Regions from separate parts of the Homo sapiens genome. Here region 2 is linked to region 1. Evidence: chromatin contacts called from ENCODE Hi-C or POLR2A ChIA-PET data. All regions are on one chromosome and are shown on one strand. The core of a region is the stretch at or near the end of the contact, and the rest is flanking DNA. Distances in the headings are between cores, read along the strand shown. Region 1 overlaps EPHA4 (EPH receptor A4). Region 2 overlaps EPHA4 (EPH receptor A4).

Region 1 (6,295 bases), core at 2,792-5,291:
CCCCCTCTGAAAGTATCCTTTTGTAGCCATGAACAGTGGACAGAAAATTTAAGAAGCATACACTGTGTTTACAGCCTTCATTGTACACTCCAATACAGAACAGTCAACTAATTCAGGTGCGGCTCCAAGGGGCTGGTAATATATTTAAGAAACCCTTATATTATGTAAAGATGTATTGTTTGGGGAGAAATATCAATGAGAGCCCTTTCTATCTCACTGTAAACTCTTCAAGGATTCACCTTAACTGTACGTGTTTGTTGGAGGGTAGCATTTTCTCTTTCCCTCCACTTCTTTTTCCTCTACCTATTTCAGAAAACACAAAAATAATTTCCATTAACTTCCAATAACTTCCTCCATAGTGTGCAGGAGCTTTCCTCCAGTGTCTTTCTTAGATATCATGCTGTGGAACTATTTCTAGGTAAGATGCAATTCTAATAAACTCCTCCAGTATTTAGGAATGGACTAAATACTGACTTCTTTGGGTGGAGCCAGTTATGCTGAATTTCACACTTCAGCAAATTGAGTTCATGAGAGAGGCCCCTGTGACATGCTGTGAACCCCCTGGTTTTCTTTCTTTCTTCCTTTTTTTAAAAAAATAAAAACAAAAACAAAAAACAAGTCCTAAAACAGTAATAGCTTTCGTAATACATTCTTTATTATTTCTTATGACTACAAAAGTCATCTCAATTCTCAATTCTCAAACACAGATCCAGTTGAAGATATCTACTGACCTTAATAACATTTTAAAATTTAATAGCTCAGTTGTTTCTGCCCCATTCTTATAATGCCTATAGAAATTTAAACTATCTAGCACATAGAACTTAGTTTCTAGCTGATACTCTAAAAATAAAAAATAAAATAAAAATACAATTCTAGGGTTACAGATTTCCAAGCTTAAAACCTCTTCTCCTAAATGATTATCCTGTTCCTAACCTGTACCATAGCTTTTGAGAAAATTGTCAAAAAGACAGATTTTCAAATATGAGGTCTGCAAGAACATAATTGCATGGCCACATTTTCAGAGAGCGTAGCATGTGGTGACCATTTGTGTAAGATGCATTCTCAAAATGTTCTGACTGTAATTTAACCCAAAGGTCTCTATCCCACTTCTTTCCACTCACCAGGTGCTTCCTTACACTTGTCTACATAGCAAGCAAGAAACAGGGCAGGAAAGATTTCTTCTTTATAAAAAAGGTTCCCTAAAGTGATACTTTAGGGAAAAGCAGGTTCCCTAAAGTGATACTTTAGGGAAAAGCAGAGGTTCCCTAAAGTGATACTTTAGGGAAAAGCAGAGGTTCCCTAAAGTGATACTAAAACCCACCTTCTCAGCATTCTATGGGTCATGAATATTGTCCTCAGAATATTTTGATCCCCTGTGTTTGGAACTTCCCTAGACTTCCATCCAGTAGAACCAAACTGGCAATAAGAAACATGAGGAGTCTCAGAACTTCACCCCAATGGCCTTCTTCCTGTTTCTCTCTCTCTCTCTCTCTCTCCCCCCCGCCCTTTCTCTCTCTGTCTCTCTCCCCTATTTGTAACATTCTAGTTTATACTGTCCGTGATCATCACTTCTCAGTCCTTAGACATTGTGCTTTAAGCCAAGCAACACTTGGACTTGGAAAAATTCCAAATAGCACAGAACACATTGATTTACAACTGAATTTTTACCACCATGTTTCCTCTGACTCTCTGGCCTTGTCAGGAATCATTGGTAGCCTATGATTTCATGCTATAATTTATACTTTGTCAATATGTGTCATTTTTTCCTCTGTTCTGCCTGTGTGTTTTAAGTGCAACAAGAGAAAGAAATAGAAGTTGCTAAAAAATAATTTCATAGATCTAAAGGACAGTGGCTGGTAACAATGCTAAAGAGCATCTATCTTCAATTTATGGTCACCATGACATGTTTTGGAGCAGCTCACGTGATCTTTTTAAATGACGATTAAAAAACTAGGTATCCCATTCCAACAGTATATCTGATGGAGAATTGGATGGCTTGGAAGATGACTAATGGGATTCTGGACCTTTCTGTCTTTAGGTCACCTCCTTGAATGGGGACTATATCATAAGTGGTCCAAGGCCCGGCCATTTGGCAGCCGTAGAATGACTATGTTAATGGAATTGGTCTCAGTCCAGGTCTTAGTCGACAGGTGCTCATATCATAAGTGACGTTTATTGACTCCCAACTCTTTCAACTTGGAAGACAGTGGACCATCACTGAGATAGTGATGAAGACGGAGTAATTTATAATATATTCAGGCTCCATTGAAAGCCAAGGAATTCAGCCCCTTGAGCTGGCACCTTGCAAATATTGTACTTGTCTCATGGGTTCTGTTAGTTTGAGAAATAAAAAATAGAAATCTAATTTAAAAGGATTTCTAATAACTCAGAATAGCTAATGTTGGTTTCCTCTGAGGTCATATGAGCCTCTCGTGTTGGTGCTTTTCTCTTCATTGTGTATTATAGTGATTAGATATTGGCTATGAAAATTATTACTTTTCATTTGTTTGTGTGTTTGGAGGTTGATTACCTAGTCACTTGTTTATAACAAAAGCTGTAAATGATACTCTTTGACAGAGTTAAATAAGGCTATCTTCATGCCCTTGTGAAATGGAAATTGATGAAAATGTAACACTGAGTACCTTTTATCAACATAAATTTCAAAACATGGAATTCAGAAGGATTCATCCAACACATACTCTTTTCTATTATCTGGATTAATATACCTCACTTCATTCATTCACTCTAATCAGGTTCATGACCTGAAGATGATTTGGCCCCTGTTGGAAGAGATCGTTAGTATTACTAGTATATTAATGTTTTGCCCATTGATGTTTTCTGGGTTCATCCACTGACTTTTTCTTTAACTTCACAGATGATTTGGATTTCCCTATAGCAAGTGGCAAAGCCACAACACTTCTGAATTAGTTATCACACTTAAAAAGTCAAGATGACAACAACCATAGTGGATCTATTTATTGAAGCAGACAGGCTCTTTTAGCGGAATGATCAATGTCTTACCTCTTTCTGAAAGGCTTTTCAGAGGTAGGAAATCATCAAGCATCTGATATAAAGTAATGAACAAGGCTTTTGATTGGTCAAGTTTCTGGAGCAGGCTTTTAAGTATTTCTGCCTGTAAATGTAGAAATCTGAGTGTGAAAAGTAAAGGCAACAGCAAAGATTTACTGGGTGCATCTATCACCCTGGCTTTTAGAGTCTTTGTGATTAATACCTGTTTAATTGGGGACTGATCTAGATGCTTTGGACGTCAGAAAGCTAAATGTTACAGCATTGTCTCATGGGTTCCTAACACAGCAGGACGATTAGCAGCTGTCTGAGTAACAAAGAGAACCTGAAGCCTACAAGCTTAGCTTTTTATTTTCCAGATTTGGAATGCTTGAAGCTCCCTGGTGGAGTTAACAGCAAAAGGAATAGAAGCCTTGATGCATAGCAGCTAATCCTTTCCTTTCTCTTTTCTGTATTCTGCTCAGTAAAAATGAACCTTTTCCTTACATTGTTCTCCATATTCCAAATTAATTTTGGAGAGCATTTTTTTTGTTGGTTATTTGTTTAAAAAATAATTTTGGGGGGCCTTTTTTTTTTCCTCTGATCTTCCCTAGGAAGTGATTGGAGGGCATTGTAGGTCATGGAGACCCCCATTTGGTGAAGGTTCACCATCCTGTCTAACCAAGTTACACATAAAATAATTTCAACTAAGAGTGGAAACACTAGATAACTGTCAACACTACTTTTAGGCCCAGTGAGAAGATTCATCTCACTAGAAGCATTCAGAGAAAAAAATGTATATTTATTTTTTGTTGTTGTTGCTAGTTTCACCCCATTTTCTTACCTTAAAACAATCATCTTGCTCAGGCAAATTCTTCTAAACTGCCTTCCAGTGGAAAGACTTGTTTTCCTGTTTGCCTCAAACTGGCATTCTTACTTATAACAGGAAACACACACATTGAATCCTGCCATGTTTCTGTTGGCAAGTGTTGAGCTATCCTTGTCAGAACCTGCCAACAAATTTCTTAGTAAGCAAGTAGAAAGTAAAACAAGCAGCTCCCAGACGAAACACAGGACACACTTGAACTGCAGCAAAGACACTTGGGTGCCCCTGAGGTTAGTTCCCTGCTAATTCTGGTGGACATGGGCCTTGGTTTCCAGTTGAGCTGTTACCCACTTATAATTTTATAACCGATCCTATGACTGTACCTGTAATAATGCTAATTCAAGATACTAGCTAACTTGTAAAACAGACATTAAAGTAATGCATTTTATTTACTACAAAGAGTAAGGATTGCTGTATGTTTCAGTATAATGATTAAAAAGTTGCAAAAGCTCTAATTTGCAAAACCTTACATCTTTCATGACATCTTTAGGGCTTAACCCAGGAGGTATACTAAATATTGTGTTTGGATCTTTCTAGTAATAAGTATGATACTTCCTTTTTAATACTCCTAACATTTGTGTTTGTTTTATAACCTTTTTATTGTGAAATATACACGTATGGAAAAGTGGGCAAGATTCGAATGTATAGTCATTGAATTATAGCAAAGTAAACACCTATGTGACCGTCACCCAGGCCAAGGAACAGAACAATAGAACATTGCCAGTCTTCCAGAGGCTTGTCTTGTATCCTTACCCCTTCTCTAATTCCAAAGACTAATTATTTTATTTGGTAATTGAATTTGTTTTGTTTTATTCTTGTCTTAGCTCTTTAGATTAGTTCAAATGTGAGTTCATTCTGCACCAAAAGTTTTAAGGTTTGTCTGTGAGCAGGGATCATATCGAACTTACCCCTGGGTTTCTGACAGCCGACAATGTACACAGATACCCCTGTACCTAACAGAGCAGACTTTAGAAAGATTTACGTTGTTGCTGCTGCCGCTACTGCTGTGGGAAAACAGTCACTTAAACCTTCAAGTCTCCTATTTCTTACCATGGAAAGGAGGGGCAGAGATCAGCCGCTTTCTGTAGATCAGTGGTTGAGAATGAGGGCTCTAGGACCAGATTTTTGAATTATGACCACATATAAGCTATAACTTGGAGCAAGTTATTCAAACTCTCTGTACCTTATCTTCTTGATCTATAAAAATGAGGATAATAATAGTACCTGTCTCATAGAGTTTTTGTGAGGTTTACATGAATTAAGTCCTGCAAGAGATTTAGAACAATGCTCAGCACATCATAATTACTCAATAAATGCTAGTTTCGTGTGTATGTTGTTACAGACATGTGGCATAGAGGGAGGATCACATACTTTTGAGCCAGGTGGACTTGAGTTTTAAATCTCATTTTATGGCTTTGGTCAAATTATTTAATTTCTTTGTACCTGAGTTTCCAAGTCTGAAATGTAAGGGTGATCATTATAACTACTTCAGAGAGTTATAGGGATGAAATGATGTCAGGTGTGCGTGTATGTGCAAGTGCCTTGCCCAGGAGTTTACTGGCATCTGATTTGCTCCTTTCCCCATTCTTTGTTTTGTGGCAATTCACAGGGCCTCAGTTTTCATCTGCTTAAGCAGTTAATAATTCAGTGAAAACTAAATTAACTCTTTTCTACAAAGAAAACTCAACCAAACCATTTTGAGAACCCCAATGTGTTTTCCCATTTAGCATTAGCATAAGATCAGCTGAATCTTTTGGCTCAGTGTTTTGCGATTCTGCCGATTTCATTCACTGTTAGAAGACTAGTGGCCGTGATTGTGGCCGTGATTTTGTCCGTGGGAAGCCACGCGGCCTCTGTCACTGGCTTTGCTGACCTCAGGGCAGCGCATTCCAGTTTCTCACAAATGGGTGGATATCTGCTCATCGTGCATGACCAGCTGGAGTTTCCGGGAGGGAACCCAAAGGCCTTTCAGGAAGCTGCAAAACCACAGACCAATCTTCTGTGGGCCACAGTACTTCTACAGTTTATCTGAGTTAGTTGTGATATGCAAATACCTCTTTTTTGCCAGAAGGCTCCACTTCACTTGAATGAGTACCTGTTTTAACCCCAAATGCCAGTTCAATGGGTTATTGCAATAGAAATTTATTTTCTTGCTGAAATCGCATCCAGTTGGTGGTGATGGGGGTTGTTGGGTGTGGGGCTTCCAAGATGGGCCTGGGTCATTAACCTCCCTCTGGCTTGTGGGTTCAAGAAAATGGAGAGTCACAGGGAGCTATTTATGGGCCAGATCTAGAAGAGGGGAAATCACTTCAACCCACATTCCATTACCCAAAACTCAGTCACATGAACTACCGTAGATACAAAGGAATCTAGGAAGGTAGTCTTTGGCTGGGCAGCTCTATC
Region 2 (6,295 bases), core at 2,542-5,041, 44 kb after region 1:
ACTAGGCTGGAAGCATGCTGGACTTGAATTCTTGCTGTTTTCTCTGCTTCCATCCAGTCTGGCAGGTGGCAAGCTCGCAGTTTTCCTTACTCATCCTTCACTAGGGTTTCCATAGTTGCTGAACGAAAGTCTGTAATATTCAGTACTGGCAGAGACTGGACTCTTTCTGCAAAGATTGAACAGGTTTCGGCCATGAGGGCTCTCCCAGTCTTCACCCCAGGCTAGGGTGTTAAAAGACCTGCTATGAGCATGAATGCCCTCAGAGGGCCACATAAAACAAGCGCAGGAAATAGAATTAAGAAAAAATAGGATGATTGATACATGCTTTAGCAGCTTTGTGAAGTTAAGAGCAAAATATTGCATAGTTACATTTAACAACAATTGTTCCATTTAAAACCTTCCCTTAGCTTTTCAGTTCTCCTTGCCTATTTGAGGCAATCAGATTTCTGAGTCTTCTTGTCTCACTGGTAGCTCCGTTCTGCTTATATTTTCTTGTTCTCTTTCTAGACCTAACACTGCCTTGTTGGATCCAAGCTCCCCTGAATTCTCTGCTGTGGTATCAGTGGGCGATTGGCTCCAGGCCATTAAAATGGACCGGTATAAGGATAACTTCACAGCTGCTGGTTATACCACACTAGAGGCTGTGGTGCACGTGAACCAGGAGTAAGTACTCAACGATGTAACACGAAAGGGTAAATCTAGATTTAATAGTATTTTCTTTTTTTGCTTTGAGCTGCGTAATCATCCTACTCATTTAAAAAAAATCTGGAATGCCTCTCATTTTGATTGAGTATAATTTTACACAGCCTCTATAAAGTATCTACATTCTTGCATTAAATTGCTTAATGAAACATTTTAATACACCTGCCTTGTTGTGCTGTATTAATTGTGGCTGATTCAAACGTGTGTCTGCATGAAGCCCAAGAAAAGAGATTGTCAGTCCCTGTGACTTCTTCTGTCCCTTTTTTGTCGCCCTATGTACAGGGACCTGGCAAGAATTGGTATCACAGCCATCACGCACCAGAATAAGATTTTGAGCAGTGTCCAGGCAATGCGAACCCAAATGCAGCAGATGCACGGCAGAATGGTTCCCGTCTGAGCCAGTACTGAATAAACTCAAAACTCTTGAAATTAGTTTACCTCATCCATGCACTTTAATTGAAGAACTGCACTTTTTTTACTTCGTCTTCGCCCTCTGAAATTAAAGAAATGAAAAAAAAAAACAATATCTGCAGCGTTGCTTGGTGCACAGATTGCTGAAACTGTGGGGCTTACAGAAATGACTGCCGGTCATTTGAATGAGACCTGGAACAAATCGTTTCTCAGAAGTACTTTTCTGTTCATCACCAGTCTGTAAAATACATGTACCTATAGAAATAGAACACTGCCTCTGAGTTTTGATGCTGTATTTGCTGCCAGACACTGAGCTTCTGAGACATCCCTGATTCTCTCTCCATTTGGAATTACAACCATTGTATTTTGTTTGTGGCATAAATTACAGTCATCTGTCTTTCACTGGAATGAAGACCATGCCTAGGAACATTTTTTAAGGACTCAGCTGTGGCTTTTAGGGCTTGGTTCATACCATGGGGGAAAAAAAAGTCCTAGGAGAAAGCGACGTGGCTCATTAGTGTTGCCTCTTCAGTGCTCAAGCCGCCTGGTGGATTCCTATGACACAGGGGGCCTGGAAAGAAAGGGAAAGTGGATTTAAAATATATATATACGTAACCCAAGCCCCATAACCCCTAACTGGACAAATGAGGTCTGTTTCTTTGGGCCTGAGGCTGTGCCATATAAAGTCTTATTTTGGGACTTTACAAACTTGTCCTAACTATCTTGTGGATAGTGGGCTGTGACAATCTGGAATAGAGAACGTTCACACTTCGCTCCTTTAAAGAAGCGACCCCAGATCTGCAAGGTAAGTCCAACAACCAAGAATGATTTTTTCTCCAGTGAAAACTCCTTTTGTGCTTTAAACTTGATCTCATTCGAAATACTGAAAACAGAAAAATACTCTCTCATGTCTCTCAGGTTGTGTTGATGTTTTTCAGGATTTCAGTCCTTTTTTGACAGCGAAAGAGGAGACCAAACACAGTGTGGTTTCCCTGCTATTCTTCCGGGGAGAAGTGACATATGACCCAGATGAGGTCAGGCTCTGAGGGATGGTCCTAGATGCTCACTGGCTGTTGGCTGTGTGCTTTCCATCACGAAGGGCTCCTCCTGTCCTTTGGTGCCATTCATTCATGGTACACATATTTATTATCTTCTGGGCACCAGGCAGCAAGCACAGGAGGCTTTCTCTCTAACCTTGTTAGGTCATGGGTCCCGTCCTTTGGAGAGTTTACCTCAATGGAGAAGTACTGGCGAGACTTTTCCATTAGCCTCATTTTCTGTCCTGCTCCAGGAAACTCCATCCCCAAACAGGGCCAAAGAGGATTCACCAAGATGCCAGTGGTGAGACTTGGAACTCGCCTCGGCTTTCTCATGATCAGAAAGTTGAACTACTGAAAAATGCACTGCTCATCCATAAACCTATTAGCTTTCAATGCTTCTATTTTTATATACCAGCATTGAGTTTGTTCATTCCTAGAAACAAAGGACATAACTTTGGACTGGACACATTTTAACTTTTCATTCTTTTTTTTTTTTTGAGTTATTTCATTTTTATCACTTTTAAACAAGAGTTGCTGATTTTAACGACCTTTCTTTCCCCTTGGTTGTATCCTGAAAGCTATTTCTTATAGAGCAAGGAATGTTAAATTTGATGCTGTCAAATCATGACAGTTTAGTGAAAACCTTTTTTGCAACATAAGTTGTAAAAGCTTTTCTGTTCAGAAGGAATGTGAAATTTGTTTTTAAAACTACTCCAACAATTTTTGTTTTATCACCACTTTTGCAGAAGTCTAGGAGTTCTGGATATTCACGTTAAAAGCTGACAAATGTAGGACTTTTTTGTTTCTTTTGCTTGCTTGGTAAAAAAAAAAAATTATTATTATTATTATTATTACTATTTGAGACAAAGTCTCACTCTGTTGCCCAGGCTGGAGTGCAGTGGTGCAATCTTGGCTCACTGCAACCTTGGCCTCCTGGGCTCAAGCAATTCTGCCTCAGCCTCCCAAGTAGCTGGGATTACAGGCACCCACCACCCAGGCCTGGCTAATTTTTGTATTTTTAGTGGAGACGGGGTTTCACCATGTTGACCAGGCTGGTCTCGAACTCTTGATCTCAGACAGTCCACCTGCCTCAGCCTCCCAAAGTGTTGGGATTACAGGCGTCGGTCACTGCGCCCAGGTGGCATTGTATTTTAACTAACAACAGAATGTTACCTTGTGTACATTGAATAATTAAAAGTTTTTTTTTTTTTTCTTAAAGTCTACAACTTAAGACAAGGTATTTTCTAAACACTGAACATATTAAAAGCAGACCATTTCAACAGAGAACATGTCCATTCTGAAATAGCCTAACAACATTATATACTATGCTGGTGTTGTTTTGTTCCTGCTCAGCAGGTATTTCTGTAAATGAAGTAATCAGGGAAGGATCAAAGGAGAGGTGAAGTATGAAATCTTATTTTATTCAAAGGTCACCGTCTGAATCTTCAAAATTTCAACATATGCATATATTAGAGTCAAGGCTGATGCAAAGGCCAAAAAAGGACTTTCCAAGTGCCTAAAATAATATCCAGCAACAGTAAAAGTGTTAACTCTCTCCACTACCTCCATGAAGTTTTAGAAGAGAAATGTGAGAACAATAGGAATGATGCATTGTTTCCCAGGGCGCAGAGCCAGACTCTGGCATCCGGACAGCTATGGATTCTAAAGCCAACTGAAATGTTGACACTGGGAAATTCACTCCACTTTTCTTTATAACTCAGTTCCTCCACCTGGAAATTAGAGAGATAATGATACCTTAATAATAACACCTTTCCTAATGCATGGTGTTGTTGCAAGTGTGTATGAAATATTCTTAAGTAAAACACGGTGAGCTCCACAGAAGAAAGGTACGCTTCTTCCTCCAACATTGTCCAAGTATTATTCATCTGTCTTTCACTTGTAACCCCAATTGTTTTATTACAACATGCCAGAGTGGGGTGAAATGAAGTTCAGTGGTAGGGGGGTCACACAGTGAAGCTTCTTCACTTAAATGGATTTATGAGAGTTTGGAGGTAAATACATATTTATACAATGGTGGTAGACCTTTCAAGTTATGCTGGCAGGATAAACATGCATTATTTAGCCTTGACATTTATAAAATTATTGTTTTGTAATGGGGAAGACAGTGATACAAAAGTAAAATTCTATTGCAATGAAAAGAACTGGATGGTAAAGACATTTTGATGTCATCACGACTGACTCAAAGGAACAAGCCTTTGTTTATTTAGTCACAATGAATTCTCCTTAACTCATGACCCTACATAGACCACATGCTTTGTCTGGTCTCTGTTTAAGAAATTTCCCATGATAAAGGAGTTGCCTGAATTCAATGGTGAGGAGAAGGCTTATTTCACTCAACTCGTATCCTGGCATTAAGTAGATACAAGTCTTCACATTCCCTTACATCTCAATTCAAATGTCCAATCATTTCTGCATACACACCAAGTCCCCAAATTGCCCACTTAATATTACAAATATATTTATGTAATATCTATTGATATCCAGATGTTAAGTGGAGAAGGAATTGGCAGACTGAAAGGCAACACGTGTTTATGAGACCATTCTTTCTCCTTTAAGAATTTCTAGTAGCAAAAGAAACCATTACCAACCTTGTGTGTCCGCAGGACGTGGAATACACTCTAGCGTTTTAAGATCATATTCATGTTCTCCTCATACTTCACATAAATACCTGCCCACCTGATGAAATCCCTTCACATTCAGGTTTCAAAAACTACATTTGATGGATTTGACCGATTTCCAGAGAGGAAATAGTTAGAAGGTAGATTTGATGACTTTTCTGTCATTTTTACGTAATTGTCAACATAACATTCATGTTCATGTCGACCCAGGGACCACAGGTGTGCACAACCATGCCTGGCTAATTTTTTTTTTTTTTTTTAAAGATGGGGTCTTGCTCTTTTGCCCAGGCTGGTCTCAAACTCTTGGGCTCAAGCAGTCTTCCCTCCTTGGGCTCCCAAAGTGCTGGAATTACAGGTATGAGCTACAAGACCTGGCCAGAAAACGATTTCTCTCTCTTTAAATAGACTAAAGTGTTTTCTACAATTTTAAATATGGTCGTTTACTACAAAAAATTAAATTTTATTCTCTACACGATAAATGTACACATATGCAAAACAGACAAGTGATTTGATAAAATAGGCAAAATAATCTATAAAAGTGCATTTTGGTCTTAATTACTGCCCTTTGCTTGAGGCCACCAGCTGCTAAACATGGTCACCGTGGTGGGAGGCATAGTCCAATAAGTAATCTGGATAGTTGGTTGTTATAAATGAAAGAAGGGAACTTACTTCCTTTGGTTTGAGTTGATTATGTGACAAATATATGGACAATGAGGAGCCATGAGGAGTCCATTGCTGTGTGCCAGCCTTGTTCGATTCCAGGCTGATGTCTAGAATTCCAGCCTGCGGCTGATTAGTTCTTGATATGTGGAAGGAGGCTTGAACCTAGAAGACCTCTGTCGTTCATAGAGCAAGTATCTCCCTGTGTCCCATGTTCCCTCTCTCCTGCCTGTTTACATGTAGAGAGTATGGCTCTTTCGCCATGTTAGATTAGATACTTCTATTTATCAGGAGTTACTCTCTTGTTAAGAAAAACCACCACTTTTTTTCACTTCTTAGTTTGCATTTTTCTTTTTTTTCTTTTCTTTTTTTTTTGAGACAGAGTCTCGCTCTGTCACCCAGGCTGGAGAGCAGTGGCGCTGTCTCGGCTCACTGCAAGCTCCGCCTCCCAGGTTCACGCCATTCTCCTCCTGCCTCAGCCTCCCGAGTAGCCGGGACTACAGGCGCCCGCCACCACGCCTGGCTAATTTTTTGTATTTTTAGTAGAGACGGGGTTTCACCACGTTAGCCAGGATGGTCTCAATCTCCTGACCTCGTGATCCGCCCACCTCGGCTCCCAAAACGCTGGGATTACAGGCGTGAGCCACCGCGCCCGGCCCTTAGTTTGCATTTTTCAATCATTATTGTTGACTATGGGTGGATTGTGAACTGAAACAAGTCAGGATTTTCATTTCATAGACAGGCTGTTCAACACGGTGGTTAAAGCATAAATATCAATTAGAACTTTGTGGGGTCTAATCCCAGCCTTGCCACTCCAGAGGGTATGGCATTGGGCAGGGTACT

What was found. Hi-C counts contacts between places; a loop is a spot of excess contacts on that map. ChIA-PET counts read pairs that join two places held with the same protein, here RNA polymerase II (POLR2A). Pooled maps may share reads with other maps.
Region 2: a map of endothelial cell of umbilical vein shows a loop between it and region 1 (2.8-fold over the local background). The contact joins two enhancer-like sites. A Hi-C loop is called at or near these places in 2 of 168 maps with a recorded cell type or tissue (CD8-positive, alpha-beta T cell and endothelial cell of umbilical vein), 1 of 37 single-sample maps with no recorded cell type and 2 of 50 pooled maps. POLR2A ChIA-PET finds 5 or more read pairs at or near these places in 5 of 52 experiments (CD4-positive, alpha-beta T cell, Caco-2, HCT116 and 2 more).

The regions. Positions count from the first base shown.
Region 1 is chr2:221,465,542-221,471,836 of GRCh38, reverse strand. All of the region lies in intron 5 of EPHA4 (EPH receptor A4), which reads left to right. Among named protein-coding and RNA genes, the nearest start is that of EPHA4, 100 kb to the left of the region's middle. RefSeq lists enhancers at 2,598-3,203, 3,204-3,810. Within about 2 kb of position 4,041, at least 2 of the 41 ENCODE cell types and tissues checked have a DNase peak (open chromatin) inside an H3K27ac peak, as active enhancers do; they include endothelial cell of umbilical vein, where a contact is called at or near this core.
Region 2 is chr2:221,420,832-221,427,126 of GRCh38, reverse strand. It overlaps EPHA4 (EPH receptor A4), which reads left to right. Exons shown (of 18, transcript NM_004438.5): 16 at 508-663; 17 at 985-1,918. The coding sequence ends at 1,099. Among named protein-coding and RNA genes, the nearest start is that of EPHA4, 150 kb to the left of the region's middle. RefSeq lists an enhancer at 979-2,178. Within about 2 kb of position 3,791, at least 2 of the 41 ENCODE cell types and tissues checked have a DNase peak (open chromatin) inside an H3K27ac peak, as active enhancers do; they include endothelial cell of umbilical vein, where a contact is called at or near this core.